Linked DNA regions of Homo sapiens: region 1 is linked to region 2. A link is an interaction called in ENCODE POLR2A ChIA-PET data of the cell type or tissue named here. Cell type or tissue: A673. All regions are shown on one strand. Links, peaks and the distances in the headings refer to the core of each region. The heading gives the core; the rest is flanking DNA.

Region 1 (7,854 bases), core at 1-2,500, 180 kb after region 2:
CTGGAATGCAGTGGCGTCACCTCAGCTCACTGCAACCTCCGCCTCCCAGGTTCAAGCTATTTTCCTGCCTCAGCCTCCCGAATAGCTGGGATCACAGGCGTGTACCACCACGCCCAGCTAATTTTTGTATTTTAGTAGAGATGGGGTTTCACCATGTTGGCCAGGCTGGTCTCGAACTGACCTCAAGTGATCTGCCTGCCTCAGCCTCCTAAAGTGCTGGGATTACAGGTATGAGCCACCATGCCCGGCCATTCGATTTATAATTTAATTTATATAAGGATGGAGGCACCAGAGAGTCCGCCATGAGTGGGGACAGCGTGTTCTAACTCGTGAGATGCCAACTCACACCTGTGATGGTCACAGCCAAAACCAGAGAATCGCGGGGAGGACGTGCGGAATCGGACCCCTCTTGCAGGGTTGTAGCTGCACGGGAAGGGCCTGTGGTTCCTGAAAGTGTGAGAGACAGAGCCGCCCCTTCCCCGGCAGGTCCACTCCTGGTGTGTGGCACAGCCTCAGGAACGGGTGCACGCAAGTTCACAGCAGCCAAAATGGATGCAGCCCGAGAACATGCTGAGTCCATGTGGGCCGTGCCTGCTGCAGGCCTCTCAGCTAGAACCAGGAGCCAAGCTTGGAAGCCTCACGCTCGGGAGGAAGCTAGACACAAAGGGTCTCACGCTGTGGGACTGCACTTAACACGAAATGCCAGAGTGGGCCAGGCACAGAGGCAGGGGGTGCACTGGCGGGTGCTGGGGGTGGGTCAAGGGGAATGGGGGGAGATGGGGGATGGGGGGAGGCTGCTTACAGGGTATGGATTTCTTTTTGGGTGAAAATGTTCCGAAATGGCTGTGGTGAAGCTTATGTGACTGAACATGCTGGAACACTGCCTCGTGCACGACGAAGGGCGAATTGTGTGTGTGAAGCTGCCGGGCACCGTGTCCAGTGGGCCTGACACATGGTGGACAGGAAGGGACACGGCACAGGAGGGTGGCGGGTCCTGCTCTGGCTCTCGGGTCACAGGAGAGTGACCGTGAGAGCAGCGTCGTCCTCGGACCCCCGAGGGGTGAGTGCTGGCTGCACCCAGGCATCCACACCCGGGACTCAGAGCACGGGAGCGGCCGGCTGGGGTGGGCCTACTGTCCTGAGGGCCAGATGCTCACAAATTCCAGCAGGGAGGTTTGGAGACCCACTGATGCCTACACATCTGGGACCAGGGCCCAGCCAGAAACCCCTAGGTGTCCCCTTCCCTGGGACCCCAAAAACCAGGCTGCTTCCTAGCCTTGGCCGGTGCTTCCCAAGGAGCAAGAACTCGGCTAGAGCAGTCACCCACTCATTCACACACTTAACTCGCCCATTCACACGCTAACTCGCCCACTCATTCACACACTAACTTGCCCACTCGTTCACACACTAACCCACTCATTCACAAACCCACCCACTCATTCACACACTAATCCACTCACACACTAACCCACTCATTCACACACTAACCCACTTGTTCACACACCCACTCAACTCACCCACCCATTCACACACTAACTTGCCCACTCATACACTAACTCACCCACTCATTCACACACTTACCCACTCATTCGCACACTCATTCACTAACCCACCCACTCGTTCACACACCCTCATTCACACACTAACGCCCACTCGTTCACACATTCACCAACTCATTCACACATTAACCCACTGACACACACTAGCCCATTCACTAACCCATTCACACACTAACCCACTCGTTCACACACCCATTCACAAACTCGCCCACTCGTTCACACACCCACTCATTCACACACTAACCCACCCACTCATTCACGCACTAACCCACTCATTCACACACCAACTCACCCACTCATTCACACACACCCGCTCATTCACAAACCCACTCGTTCACACACCCACTCACACTAAATCCCTCATTCACACACTAACCCACTCATTCACACACTCACCCACTCGTTCACACACCCATTCACACAACTCATCCACTCATTCACACACCCATTCACAAACTCGCCCATTCGTTCACACACCCCCTCATTCACACACCCTCATTCACACACTAACACACTCACACTAACCCATTCACACACTAACCCACTCGTTCACACACCCATTCACACACTCATCCACACAATAACCCACCCATTCATGCACTAACCCATTCACACACCAACTCACCCAGTCACACACTAACCCACTCATTCACATACTAACCCACTCGTTCACACACCCACTCACACACTAACTCCCTCACACACTAACCCACTCACTCATTCACACAATAACCCACCCACTCATTCACACACTAACCCACTCATTCACACACCAACTCACCCATTCACACACTAACACACACTAACCCACTCGTTCACACACCCACAAACTCCATTCACACACTAACCCACTCATTCACACACCTATTCACAAACTCACCCACTCGTTCACACATCCACTCACACACTGACCCATTCACACACTAACCCATTCACACACTAACTCGCCTACTCGTTCACACACTAACCCACTTATTCACACTAACTCATTCACACATTGACCCACCCACTCATTCACACATTCACACACTAACCCGACACACACCCACATTCACACACGAACTCACCCATTCACACACTAACCCACTCGTTCACACAACCATTCACACACACACTCGTTCGACCATTCACACACTAACCCATTCACACACTAACTTGCCCATTCACACACTCACCCATTCACACATTCATACACTAACCCACCCACTCATTCACACACTAACCCACCGACTCATTCACACACTAACCCACTCATTCACACACTAACTCATCCATTCACACACTAACCCACCCACTCATTCACACACTAACCCATTCATTCACACACTAACTCACCGACTCATTCACACACTAACTCACCCACTCGTTCACGCACTAACTTACCTACTCATTCACACACTCATTCACACACTAAACCGACTCATTCATACACTAACCCATTCACAAACTCACCCATTCATTTGCACACTAACCCACTCATTCACACACTAACCCACTCATTCACACACTAACCCACTCATTCACACACTAACCCACTCATTCACACACCCACTCATTTACACACTAACCCACTTGTTCACACACCCGCTCATTCACACACTAACTCACCCATTCACACACTAACTCTCCCATTCATTCACACAAACACCCACTCATTCACACACCCACTCATTTACACACTAACCCACTCGTTCACATACCCGCTCATTCACACACTAACCCACTCATTCACACACTAACTCGCCCATTCATTCACACTAACTCACCCATTCACACACGAACTCATTCACACACTAACCCACCGACTCATTCACACACTAACCAACTCACACACTAACTCACCCATTCATTCACAAACTAACCCACCCATTCACACGCTAACTCACCCATTCATTCACATAGTAACTCACCCACTCCTTCACACACCCACTCATTCACACACTAACCCATTCACACACTAACTCGCCCACTCGTTCACAAAGTAACTCACCCACTCATTCACACATTAACTCATTCACACACTAACCCACCCACTCATTCACACACTAACTCATTCACACACTAACCCACCGGCTCATTCACAAACCCACTCATTCACACACTAACCCACTCATTCACACACTCACCCACTCATTCACACACTCACCCAGTTGTTCACACACACTCATTCACAAACTCACCCACTCATTGACACACTAACTCACCCACTCATTCACACACTAACCCACCCACTCACACACATTCATACACTAACCCACTGACTCATTCACACACTAACCCATTCATTCACACACTAACCCACTCGTTCACACACCCATACACACACTAACCCACTCACACACCCATTCACACACTAACCCACTCATTCACACACTAACTCGCCCACTCGTTCACACACCCACACACTAAATCCCTCATTCACACGCTAACTCACCCACTCATTCACACACTAACCCACTCGTTCACACACCCACTCATTCACACAATAACATCCACTCATTCACACACCCACTCATTCACACACTAACTCGCCCACTCATTCACAAACTCGCCCACTCGTTCACACTAACCCCCTCATTCACACACCCTCACACACTCTCACACACTAACCCACTCATTCACACACTAACCCACTCGTTCACACACCCATTCACACTCATCCACACAATAACCCACCCATTCATGCACTAACCCACTCATTCACACACCAACTCACCCACTCAGTCATGCACTAACTCACCCACTCATTCACATACTAACCCACTCGTTCACAAACCCACTCACACACTAACTCCCTCATTCACACACTAACCCACTCATTCACACACTAACTCACCCACTCGTTCACACACCAAAACACTGACCCATTCACACACTAACTCGCCCACTCATTCACACAAACTCACCCACTCGTTCACACACTAACTCACCCACTCATTCACACTAACTCATTCACACATTGACCCACCCACTCATTCATACATTCACACACTAACCCGACTCATTCACACACTTACCCACTCATTCACACACGAACTCACCCATTCATTCACACACTAACCCACTCGTTCACACACCCATTCACAGTCGTTCAGCCACTCATTCACACACTAACTCACCCATTCACACACTAACTCGCCCACTCGTTCACACACTAACTCACCCATTCACACACTCATTCATACACTAACCCACCCAGTCATTCACACACTAACCCGACTCATTCACACACTAACCCACTCATTCACACACTAACTCATCCATTCACACACTAACCCACCCATTCACACACTAACCCACCCACTCACACACTAACCCATTCATTCACACACTAACTCACCCACTCGTTCACACACCCACTCATTCACAAACTCACCTATTCATTAACACACTAACTCGCCCACTCACACACTAACTTGCCCACACGTTCACACACTAACTCACCCACTCATTCACACACTAACTCATTCACACTCATTCACACACTAACCCGACTCATTCACACACTAACCCACTCATTCACACACACACCCATTCATTCACACTAACTCACCCACTCATTCACACACTAACCCACTCGTTCACACACCCACTCATTTACACACCAACTCACCCACTCGTTCACACACCCTCTCATTCACACACTAACTCACCTACTCATTCACACACTAACCCATTCATTCACACACTCACCCACTCATTCACACACTAACTCACCCACTCGTTCACAACCCATTCACACACTAACCCACCCATTCATGCACTAACCCACTCTTTCACACACCAACTCACCCACTCGTTCACACACCCACTCATTTACACACTAACCCACTCGTTCACACACCCTCTCATTCACACACTAACTCACCCACTCATTCACACACTAACTCACCCATTCACACACGAACTCACTCATTCACACACTAACCCACCCATTCACACACTAACCCACTGACTCATTCACACACTAACCCACTCACACACTAACTCACCCATTCATTTACACACTAACCCACCCATTCATTCACAGTAACTCACCCACTCGTTCACACACCCACTCATTCACACACTAACCCACTCATTCACACACTAACTCACCCACTTGTTCACACACATTCAAACTCGCCCACTCATTGACACACTAACTCGCCCACTCTTTCACACTAACCCACTCACACACTAACCCACCCACTCATTCATTCATACACTAACCCACTGACTCACTCACACTAACCCATTCACACACTAACCCATTCATTCACACACTAACTCACCCACTCGTTCACACACCCACTCATTCACACACTAGCCCACTCATTCACACACCCATTCACACACTAACTCACCCACTCATTCACACACTAACTCCCCCACTCATTCACAAACTCGCCCACTCGTTCACACACTAACTCACCCACTCATTCACACACTAACCCATTCATTCACACAGTCACCCACTCATTCACACACTAACTCACCCACTCGTTCACAACCCATTCACACACTAACCCACCCATTCATGCACTAACCCACTCTTTCACACACCAACTCACCCACTCATTCACACACCCACTCATTCACACACTAACTCACCCACTCGTTCACACACCCATTCACAAAATCCCTCATTCACACACTAACCCATTCACACACTAACTCAGCCACTCGTTCACACACCCATTCACACACTAACTCATCGACTCATTCACATGCCCACTCATTCACACAGTAACTCACCCACTCATTCACAAACTTGCCCACTGCTTCACACACTAACTCGCCCACTCACACACTAACTTGCCCACTCGTTCACAAACTCACCCATTCATTCATACACTAACCCACCCACTTATTCACACACTAACTCATTCACACAACCCAACTTATTCACACACTAACCCACTCATTCACACACTAACCCACCCACTCATTCACAAACTAACCCATTCATTCACAAACTCACCCACTCGTTCACACACCCACTCATTCACACACCTACTCATTCACACACTAACTCGCCCACTCATTCATACAGTAACTCGCCCACTCATTCACACTAACTCGCCCACTCGTTCACACACTAACTTGCCCACTCGTTCACACACTAACTTGCCCACTCGTTCACAAACTCACCCATTCACACACTCACTCATTCATACACTAACCCACCCACTTATTCACACACTCATTCACACAACCCAACTTATTCACACACTAACCCACTCATTCACACACTAACCCACCCATTCACAAACCCATTCATTCACAAACTCACCCACTCATTCACACACCCACACACTCACCTACTCATTCACACACTAACTCGCCCACTCATTCACACACTAACTTGCCCACTCTTTCACTAACCCACTCATTCACACACTCATTCACACACTAACCCGTTCATACACTCACCTATTCATTCACACACTAACCTGCCCACTCATTCACAAACTCATTTACACACCCACTCATTCACACTAACCCACTCATTCACACACTACCTCACCCATTCACACTAACCCACTCGTTCACACACCCATTCACACTCACCCACTCATTTGCACACTAACTCACCCACTCATTCACACTAACCCACTCGTTCACACACTAACTCATCCACTCATTCACACATTCACCCACTAACTCGCCCACTCGTTCACAAACTCACCCACTCATTCACAAACCCCTCATTCACACACCCACTCATTCACACACGAACTCACCCATTCATTCACACACCCACTCGTTCACACACCCACTCATTCACACACTTAACTCACCCACTTGTTCACACATCCACTCCTTCACACACTAACCCACTCATTCACATACTAACTCGCCCACTCGTTCACACACTAACTCACCCATTCATGCACTCACTCACACACTAACCCACCCATTCACTAACTCACTCATTCACACACTAACCCACCCACTCATTCACACACTAATCTACCCATTCATTCACACACTAACCCACCCACTCATTCACACACTAACCCATTCACACACGATCTCACCCATTCATTCACAAACTCACCCACTCGTTCACAGCCACTCATTCACACACTAACTCACCCACTCATTCACACACGCACTCATTCACACCCACTCATTGACACACTAACTCGCCCACTCGTTCACACACTAACCCCTTCACACACACACTAACCCACCCATTCACTCACTCATTCACACACTAACCCACTGATTCATTCACACACTAACTCATTCACACACTAACTCACCCATTCACACACTAACCCACTCACACCCTAACACCCACTCGCTC
Region 2 (8,912 bases), core at 3,967-6,466:
AGGGAGCTCATGGCAGGGAGTCAGCATACCTGCCTTTCTCAGGGCCAGGCTCCCATGTGAATGGGGGGACACCCCCAAGCCAGCCTCTCTTCCCCCACCTCCAGCCTGTACCGTGAGAGCCCCTCTTCCCCCACCTCCAGCCTGTGCTATGAGAGCCCCTCTTCCCTCCCCCACGACCAGCCTGCACTGTGAAAGCCCCTCTTCCCTCCCCTCCAGCCTGTACCGTTAGAGCCCTTCTTCGCTCCCCTCCAGCCTGTGCTGTGAGAGCCCCTTTTCCCTCCCCCACCTCCAGCCTGCACCTGAGAGCTCTTCTTCCCCCACCTCCAGCCTGCACCATGATAGCCCTTCTTCCCTCCCCTCCAGCCTGCACCGTGACAGCCCTTCTTCCCTCCCCTCCAGCCTGCACCTGAGAGCCCTTCTTCCCTTCCCTTCCCTTTAGCCTGCGCTGTGAGAGCCCCTCTCCCCTCCCCCATCTCCAGCCTGTACCGTGAGAGCCCCTCTTACCTTTCCCCTGTTCAGCCTGCACTGTGAAAACATCACTTCCCCCCACCCCCAGCCTGCACCGTGGAGGCCTTCTTCCCCCCGACCTCCAGCCTGCACCTGAGGTCTCAAGGCTGGTGTGTGACCAGCCACCCATCCCGCAGTAGTGGCTTCGTGGCCACACTCAGGCCTCAGGTGCACAGTGGCCGGGTGGAGGACAGATGTGGGTGGCGTGGGCACCACGTCGCGGTGGGCAGGGGCTCCGGGTTCCAGATATGGGATCCACTGTCCAGGGAGCACTGCAGACTCCAGGCCAGCAGGTGCCCTGGGCCCCATTGACCCTTGCTCTGTGGTGAGGGCCATTGAGCCTGGGCTGGGGCCTCAGGTGACCAGGCTGAGGTCAGTTTGTCAGAGACCACCCTGACAAGATCATCGAAGGGAAAGATTTGGGGAGAAGTGAGCTCTCTGTGACTGATTTGGGGAAGCTGAATCTGCTGTATTTAGGGGAGAGGAGATGAGAGGGTTTTCTGTGAATTGAGGGTTTCTGTGTTTAGGGGAGAGGAGATGAGAGGGTTTTCTGTGAATTGAGGGTTTCTGTGTTTAGGGGAGAGGAGATGAGAGGGTTTTCTGTGAATACGAGATCGTGGCCACAGCTGGGATCTTCACGAAACAGGAACGTCGACTCTGTGGTACAGCGGCTGCATTAAAGCCGTATGTAGACTGCCACGTGGGCATAAATGTAGATAAAAAATCAACCAGAGTGTTGTGGTTGGGGGTGGTGGCTCTGTTGGCCAACCCAAGTCCAGCACGGAGGGCACTTTCCCCGGCCTGCGTGGGCACGGGTCTCACTGGGCAGTCTTTACGTTGAATGCGCAGGAAGAGACAGTCAGTCCATGCATTTTTTCCGAATTTGAAGGAAGAAGAAGCGTTGATTCCACATGGTAAGAATGTCTACACAACTCCTTTTTGGGTGTTTGTTTTGAGACAGCATCTTTCTCTGTCATCCAGGCTGGAGTACAGTGGCACAGTCATGGCTCACTCCAGCCTCGACCTCCCAGGCTCACGCCATCCTTCCACCTCAGCCTCCTGGGTAGCCAGGGCTACAAGTAGACGCCAGCACGCCCGGCTAATTTTTATATTTTTTATGGAGACAGGGTTTTGCCATGTTGCCCAGGCTGCAGCTCCTAGTTTTAACAATTACGTGAAGTTTAGCAGTCGTTCATAAGCATGGAGGACGCAGTGGTGTCTGCCGAAGACGGGAAAGGTGGCTGTGAACGGCTGGCTGCTGTTACAATCGATCCACGCAGGATCGAGAGAAACCTGCACCCCACCACACGAGGCTGAGAGATGCAGAGGCCGCAGTGCAGCCACTGAGCAAATGCAGAGGAGAAGCAGGCTCTGCTCAGAGCAGCGGCAAAAGCCAGGGATTGCTGAGAATCAACCAGAGACACGCCCAGGGTCATGATGGAGAGACCCGCAGGAAGGCAGAAAGGAGACCGAGCCGGGAGCCGCGAGGGTGCAGACGGCAGATGGTGCTCCAGTGCCAGCCCCCACTGCCTGGGCACTGCCTCCAAGGCGTGAAGGCCGTCAAGGTGGAAACTCCCCCCGGGCAGTGTAGAAAGCAGCACAGGGCCAAGGGAGCGCCGAAGAATCTCTTCTGGAAATTGACAACCTGGTGTAAAGCTCAGAGGAAAAGTAGCAGCTGGCAAAAGTTCAAAGAATAAAAAAAAAAGGCCTTGCTCTACTACTAGGCGTCGAGACTAACGAAGAAGCCATAGTAATTAATACAGTGTCGTTTTTGGTGCAAGAATCCACAGATCTCAACAGCACCTACCAGATACAGAAGTCGGTTGAACACCGGAGGCAGGAAGTAGCGGGGAGGGGGCGCGCTTGATGAGTGACCTCACGTGTGTGGACACAGCCAGCCCAGGGCCACCAGCTTAGTCATAAAAGCTTCCTGGGTTGAAACCTTAAACCACAGCAAGTGTTAGAGTGTCCCGGGCAGCTGGCCTGAACCCATCGCTTGGCATTTACGAGTCTACGTTCCTTTGATTTAAAGACGCTGAATGTGTAATAAAGCAGCTGCCATGAAATGTCATAGGTGTGAGAAAATCACTGTAAATCTTTACCGCAACGTTTTGCTACATTCTGTTACAATGTTGCTTTACAAGTCTTAGCTTTGAAGAGAACATTTATGTAGTTGAATACTTATGAATGGGAGAGCAAATAATATTCGCCTTTGGTAGTCATGAGTATATGCAAATGTTAAAAGCTACACAGTACCTGCTTCTTAATTATATCTTGTTTTCAAAATCATCAATGAGTGATCCTCACAGCGAGACAAAGTGAAGGGCATGTTCACACACAGGGTGAGAATGCTGATGGCACGGCCCTTAGGAAGTGTGTGAGTTAAATAAACTTGGATGTTTCATGACATGCAACCCGGTGGCTTGCATCAGGAGATTGATGGTAGAGTCGTTCATGAGTGGAGCAGCCCTGAAGTCCCCGCGCAGCTGGCGGGCAGGGCTGTTCTCCCTCCTCAGCAGCACCCCAGGTGGGGGCCTCCCCAGCTTTGCCCCAGCGTGGAGCAGCTGAGTTTAAGGGAGGCTAGTGCCAGACACTTCCAGTACACTGCAGGCGCTTAGCAATGGTAACTGGGTTTCGGTGGGCAAGGCATCGGCGGGCAAGGCATCGGCGGGCAAGTCATCGGCGGGCAAGGCATCGACGGGCAAGGCGTCGGCGGGCAAGGCGTCGGCGGGCAAGGCGTCGGCGGGCAAGGGGTCGGCGGGCAAGGTGTCGGCGGGCAAGGCGTCGGCGGGCAAGGCGTTGGGCGCGTCGGCGGGCAAGGCATCGGTGGGCAAGGCATCGGTGGGCAAGGCGTCGGTGGGCAAGGCGTTGGGCAAGGCATCAGCAGGAAAGGCATCGGTGGGCAAGGCATTGGCGAACAAGGCGTTGGTGGGTAAAGCGTTGGCCGGCATTTCCAGCTCTGCGTGAAGCCTGCTGCCCCCACAACCTTGCATGCTCTGGTGACTCTTAGCAGATCGAGCCGCAGCACAGGCAGCGAGGGCCCCGGGAGCCAGGGACGCCTCTGCCCTTGGGCTTTGGTGCTTTCAGAAATGCCTTCAAAGGGACTCTCATGATGAGAAGATCCAAGGCCCAATGCACCCTCTCCAGCCCCAAAGCCCCAAAGAGACCCCAGTGCCCCGAGGGTGGCAGTGACGGGTGTTTCTTTTTGTTTTTTCCATTTGTGCGCATTTCCTGCATTTTCTGCCTGTTGAGAATCTTTTCTTAAGCAGGAGGAAAAACACTTTAAAGGAGTAACCTTATAACAAGGGATAGTTGTGCGGGGCTCTCAGGGAAGGAGCTGAGGGCCCGGGGAACAGGCTGACCAAGCAGCCCGGCCTGGCCTGAGGAGGACCCTGCGGCCTGGGAAGCCCCTGCCCGTGTTGCCTGGGGAAGACCTGGGTGTCCATGCGTGATGTTGTACGTCGGCTCCCTGAGAGCAGTGATTCATGCCTGTCCCTACATCCTGTGTCGCCACATGGAGAGCAGAGTGTGACCCCTGCATGAAGAGAAGCAGGCACAGGGTGAGGGGAGGCTCGAGGTGCGTGGGAGCCTATTTCAGTCACCAATGCACTTCTGGGGGTGGTGAGTCCAAGGTCACTAAAGTCACCCAGACAGTTCTGAACATCCTGGCACCCCCCACAGGGCTCTCCCAGAGAACCAAAGCCAGGGAGGCGAGGGGTGGGCCCCCAAATTCCTGCAAAGAACCTCGGAGAAGGGCACCTGAGCACATGTCTGGACACACCAAGGCTGTGGTGAGGAAACCCAGAGCGGATTGTGTGTTCTTTAAAGAACTGACGACATTCAGATGGAAGAGCGCTCACTGTTTGTAGGGTGTGTGTGTCGGGCAGGGCGGCCCATTCAACCTGACGCCTGGCAGGAAGCTGCCCTGAGGTCCCGGAAGACCATAGTGGACCCCGAGGGGACTGGATCCTCCGTGCTGTGGGCAGTGGTGAAGCTGCCCTGAGGTCCCAGAAGACTGCAGGTGGGCCCTGAGGGGACTGACTCTGCCGTGGGCAATGGTGCACCCTGGTTTCCAGGAGGAGTGACTCTGCCCAAGCACTGGGGATGCGTGGCAGGCGCCTGGCAGGTCAGGGTGGAGACGGCCTCCCCTGCTTAGGGGTCTGCCCCAGGACGCAGGTGGGTGCTTACCTCCTCCATAGGTCTGGCACAGGTATGGGAACCGCCAAATGTTCCCCAGTCCCACGGCAAACCCAGTGCAGCTCAGGAGGTACTGGGCCTTGTTGTCCCACTTGGGCCTCTCATCCCCGAGGTCGCAGGCGGCCGGGTCCGGTTCTGGGGCATGAGCCATGGTGACTGAGTGCCCCAGGCTTCAGGGCAAGGGTGGTGCCTCACTCCACACCCAGCACTAGAGAGCCGTCTCCAGCCTCTGCCGACGTTTGGAAACCACAAGCAGCCCCACTGCAGTTGTATTTATTCATTTCTTTAAAGGAAAACCAGTGGAGTGCCGTTAATGGGTAACTCAGGTCCAGGCCCTGGCTCTGACGCCAGGGTCCTTCCCTGGCACCCACGTCCTCTGCTCCTTCTCGCATGCTCTGTGTTCCAGGCAAACGCCGGGCCTGGCACCACCCCCAGCACCATGAGGACCGTTTGCAAGGACAGCCTCAAGTTTTTTTGTTGCAGACACCAGGATTCCCAAGACTGAGGCATATTTTAATCGTTTTAAATTTCTTATGTTTTATTTAACCATTTGATCTTGAGATACTTATAGATTGTCACTCTGTCACTGTCAGAAACAACTCAGATCAGATCGCATGCACCCGAAGCCCGGATTCCCGCAGGGATCCTCTCAGCTGCTCTTGGGAGGCCGGGGGCTGCCCTCACACCCACTGCTGCCCTCGGGCCGCTGGGCAGGACAGGGTGACAGGCACCCACCGTGCGTGGGGGCAGAGGGCTGAGTCCTCTCCTGTGCTGGGGGCACCCCTGTCCATGGGTGGAGGGTTGATGAGTTGACGCCGGGTGAGTTCAGCTCTAAGGAGCTCCCCACAGTGCTCCCTGGACTCTGGGGCTCCTCCTTGCAGATGCTCCCGCCACGGACAGGCCAAGGGCCCCCAGGCCCGCAATTGCCCCATTCCACTGGACACTGCACCCCTCAACCGTGTGGCCACAACTCCAAATCCATGAGTCCCAGGGCAGGGGCCCAGGTGGACACATTTTTGGAAGGTTCTTATTTGAGTGAGAGGAAGTGTGAGGGAAGAAGATGAGAAGAGCTGGTTGGTCCCCATTGTGAGGCCACAGGCCTGGGCCATGGCCTCTTCGGAGCAAGCCCCCAAAGCCAGACCCCCCAGGAGGAGGCAGGAGCTGGACCTGCCGTCCCCACCATCCCGTCTGAGGTCACTGGCTCACTCATCCCTCTACGTCTGGACAACAGTAACTTCTAGGGTGAGCATACTCAATAGAAGGGATTTATTTAGAAATGTACACTTTATGCCCATAAAGCCTGCATTTCTACCACATTTACAGAGACATTGAAACCTATGAAACAACGCATGAATCAGGAGATGTAGATGAGATGGGAGCTCCCGCCCAGGGTCCTATGGCAGGCACACCAGGGTACACCAATGGATGCCAGGGCACATCAGTGCACACCTGTGCATGCCAGGGTACACCAATGCACACCTGTGCACGCCTGGCAGGGCCTCCTGGGCAGATGCCACAGGGCAGCATATTAATGGGGCACTGATGGAAATTTTCTCGATCCAGGGCCAAAGAGCAGGAAAAGATGAGGTGAGACCCTGTTGAAGCCATCAGCAGGCGAGCCCCTCGGTGGCATCACAGCCGGGGGCAGAGGCTGTGATATGTCCCCCCACCTCTGCTGCTGTGGAGTCTTGCGCATCCCAGGGCCCAGTGACAGTCAGCAGGGTGAAAGGGGCTGGTAGGGGACTCAGTGTGTGCAGTCACTGCTGGATGGGGTGCTGGAAGGGACGATTGTGACCAGGTTTCTGTGGGTGGAACATCATACTGGCACACACCAGGCTTTCAGTCCTGCCTGTAGGAATTCTCAGAACATCAGTTTAATGTAAGCGTCCAGATTCTTCTATGGAAAGCAGAGGTGACCTGTCCGTAGGAACTCTCAGAACACCAGTTTAATGTAAGCATCCAGATTCTTCCATGCAAAGCGGAGGTGACCTGTCCGTAGGAACTCTCAGAACACCAGTTTAATGTAAGCATCCAGATTCTTCCGTGCAAAGCGGAGGTGACCTGTCCGTGGAAGCAGATGTCCCAAGTGCCGACTGCCTTTGGCTGCGATGGAATGTTGAACCCCAATGGGGGCCCATCCCGTGACGGGGGCAGGGCAGGCGCCAGGCTGGGCTTCACTGAGTGGTGCGGGAGCTGGAAGCTTCTGGGGGCTGCACGGTCCTCCAAGGTGCCCTGGACACACACAGTGCCCAAGGATGGCAGCCAGGGTTGAGTTACCCTGTAACCCATCTTTTCCAAAGGCTGGCTAAAAATTCACACAGCTCATGTCCTCTTAAGAAAATGCACAGAGTGGTATTTGCCTTGAATTATGCCAAGTTGAGTTTTATTTAACTGCTCATCTATTTGTGGTGGCAGGAGCAATGATTAAATGGCTGGCATTCATTAAGCCGGGAAGCGGCCAGAACGCAGAGACTCGGCAGCGGCCGACTGGAGGCAGGGCCCCGGTGGATGCGGCCAAGTTTTCTCAGAATCGCCAGCAACTGCCCACTCCGGCTTCCGAGAGGCTGCTCCGGGTCGAGGGCTACAGGGCTCTGGGAACCCCCAGGTCAAAGGTCAACACCAAGGGGAAGGGGATGGGTGGGGGTGGGTAGCAAGAGTCGCTCCCAGGAGCCAAGATAGTACCCTGTGCTTTTGTCTCCTGCCACCCACAGAGATGAAGCATAGAGGTGCTGCCCCCACCCCAGCTGCAGCTTCCGCTTCCCCCGGGCACGTGCAGGGCACAGCACGTCCCCAGTGGTCTGCTCCCCTCTGCACATGCACCCCGTGACTGTGGCAAGGACAAACACAGAGGGCAGCTGGGCCCCGAGTGGCAGGCATGTGTCCCAGCGACGTGTACGCACACATATCCACACGTGTCCATATGTGTGTCCATATGTGTCCATATGCGTGTCCATGCGTGTCCATATGCGCACATACATACACACTGGCATGCACAAATGCACACCTGCCTGAATATGCACACACACGAGCACACATCACACACATATACACAAACAGGTACAGACACACACATATACACAACACACGTATACACACACGTACACATGCTCACATATACACACGTCACACAGGCATACATGTACATATACACATGTGCATATATACTTGCAAACGCACACACAGAACACACATACACACAATTGCATGCATGTATATACACTCACAGATATACATATACACGTGCATGTGGACACCCATTGTACGAGCACATGTGCATGCATGTATACACGTGTGTGTTCACACATATGCACACCACACACAACATAGGCATGTATGTCTATATATACATGCACACACACGGGCAGCAAATATCGCACACATGTATATGCATGCACACTTGCACACTCACACAATGTCCATACATGTACATGCACACACACAACATGACACATCTGCACACATGGCACATGCACATACAATACACACACCCACACACATGTATATGTGTGCATACACGTGCACACTCACACAGTGCCCATGCATGTACATGCACACACGATACATATCTGCACACATGGCACATGCGTGTACAATACACACACTCACACACGAGCATACACTCACGCTTACACACATGCAGGTGCAGCCCGGCCCCCACCCCACAGGTCTTGCTGGTTCCTCCTTCCCTGACACCAGTGTATGGCACGCCGTGGGATGGGCCTTCTCAGTACTTCAGGTCCCCGTTCATGGAGGCTGTGGACAGTGTGCTCACCAGCCCCTGATGGTCCCCTGGCTTCTGGCAGTGGTTCCTGATGAGCTTGTAGATGGCATAGCCAGGGATGGTGAGGGAGGGCACTCCAGCCACAATCACCACCACCACATACACCCAGTTCGGGTAGGAGATCTTCTGGGATTTGGGAAATTCCTCCTGGGGAGAGAGCCCCATGGGTGAGTAGGCATCCCGGGAGCCAGTGGGGTTCACTTTGAGGCAAAGGCCCCTCACCCCATGACTCTCACCTCCTGTCCTGTGGGGCAGGCAGGGTGGCCTGGGGCTCCTCCAGCTTCCCCTTTCCCCTACCTCCCAACTCCCAGCCCACCCACCTCCCTCCTGGGATGGTGTGACACATTGGTGTCAGGGAGGGGGGAACCAGCAAGATGCGTGGGGTGGTGGCTGGACTGCACCTGAGTGTGAGTGTGTGTGCCCATGT

What was found. Peaks named below come from ENCODE experiments on the same cell type or tissue, not always from the same donor. Only the 100,000 strongest peaks of a DNase experiment are listed, where the experiment ranks them.
Region 1: POLR2A ChIA-PET joins it to region 2 with 12 read pairs; 3 of 35 experiments call an interaction of 5 or more read pairs at or near these places.

The regions. Positions count from the first base shown.
Region 1 is chr5:1,042,272-1,050,125 of GRCh38, reverse strand. No RefSeq gene overlaps it. Among named protein-coding and RNA genes, the nearest start is that of MIR4635, 17 kb to the left of the region's middle. In A673, for the core only: no CTCF peak of the experiment used is centred there; no DNase peak of the experiment used is centred there.
Region 2 is chr5:1,221,421-1,230,332 of GRCh38, reverse strand. It overlaps SLC6A19 (solute carrier family 6 member 19), which reads right to left. Exons shown (of 12, transcript NM_001003841.3): 12 at 5,222-8,632. The coding sequence ends at 8,429. SLC6A18 (solute carrier family 6 member 18) reads right to left here and starts at 4,952. Exons shown (of 12, transcript NM_182632.3): 1 at 4,696-4,952. The coding sequence starts at 4,855. RefSeq lists an enhancer at 4,016-4,558. In A673, for the core only: no CTCF peak of the experiment used is centred there; no DNase peak of the experiment used is centred there.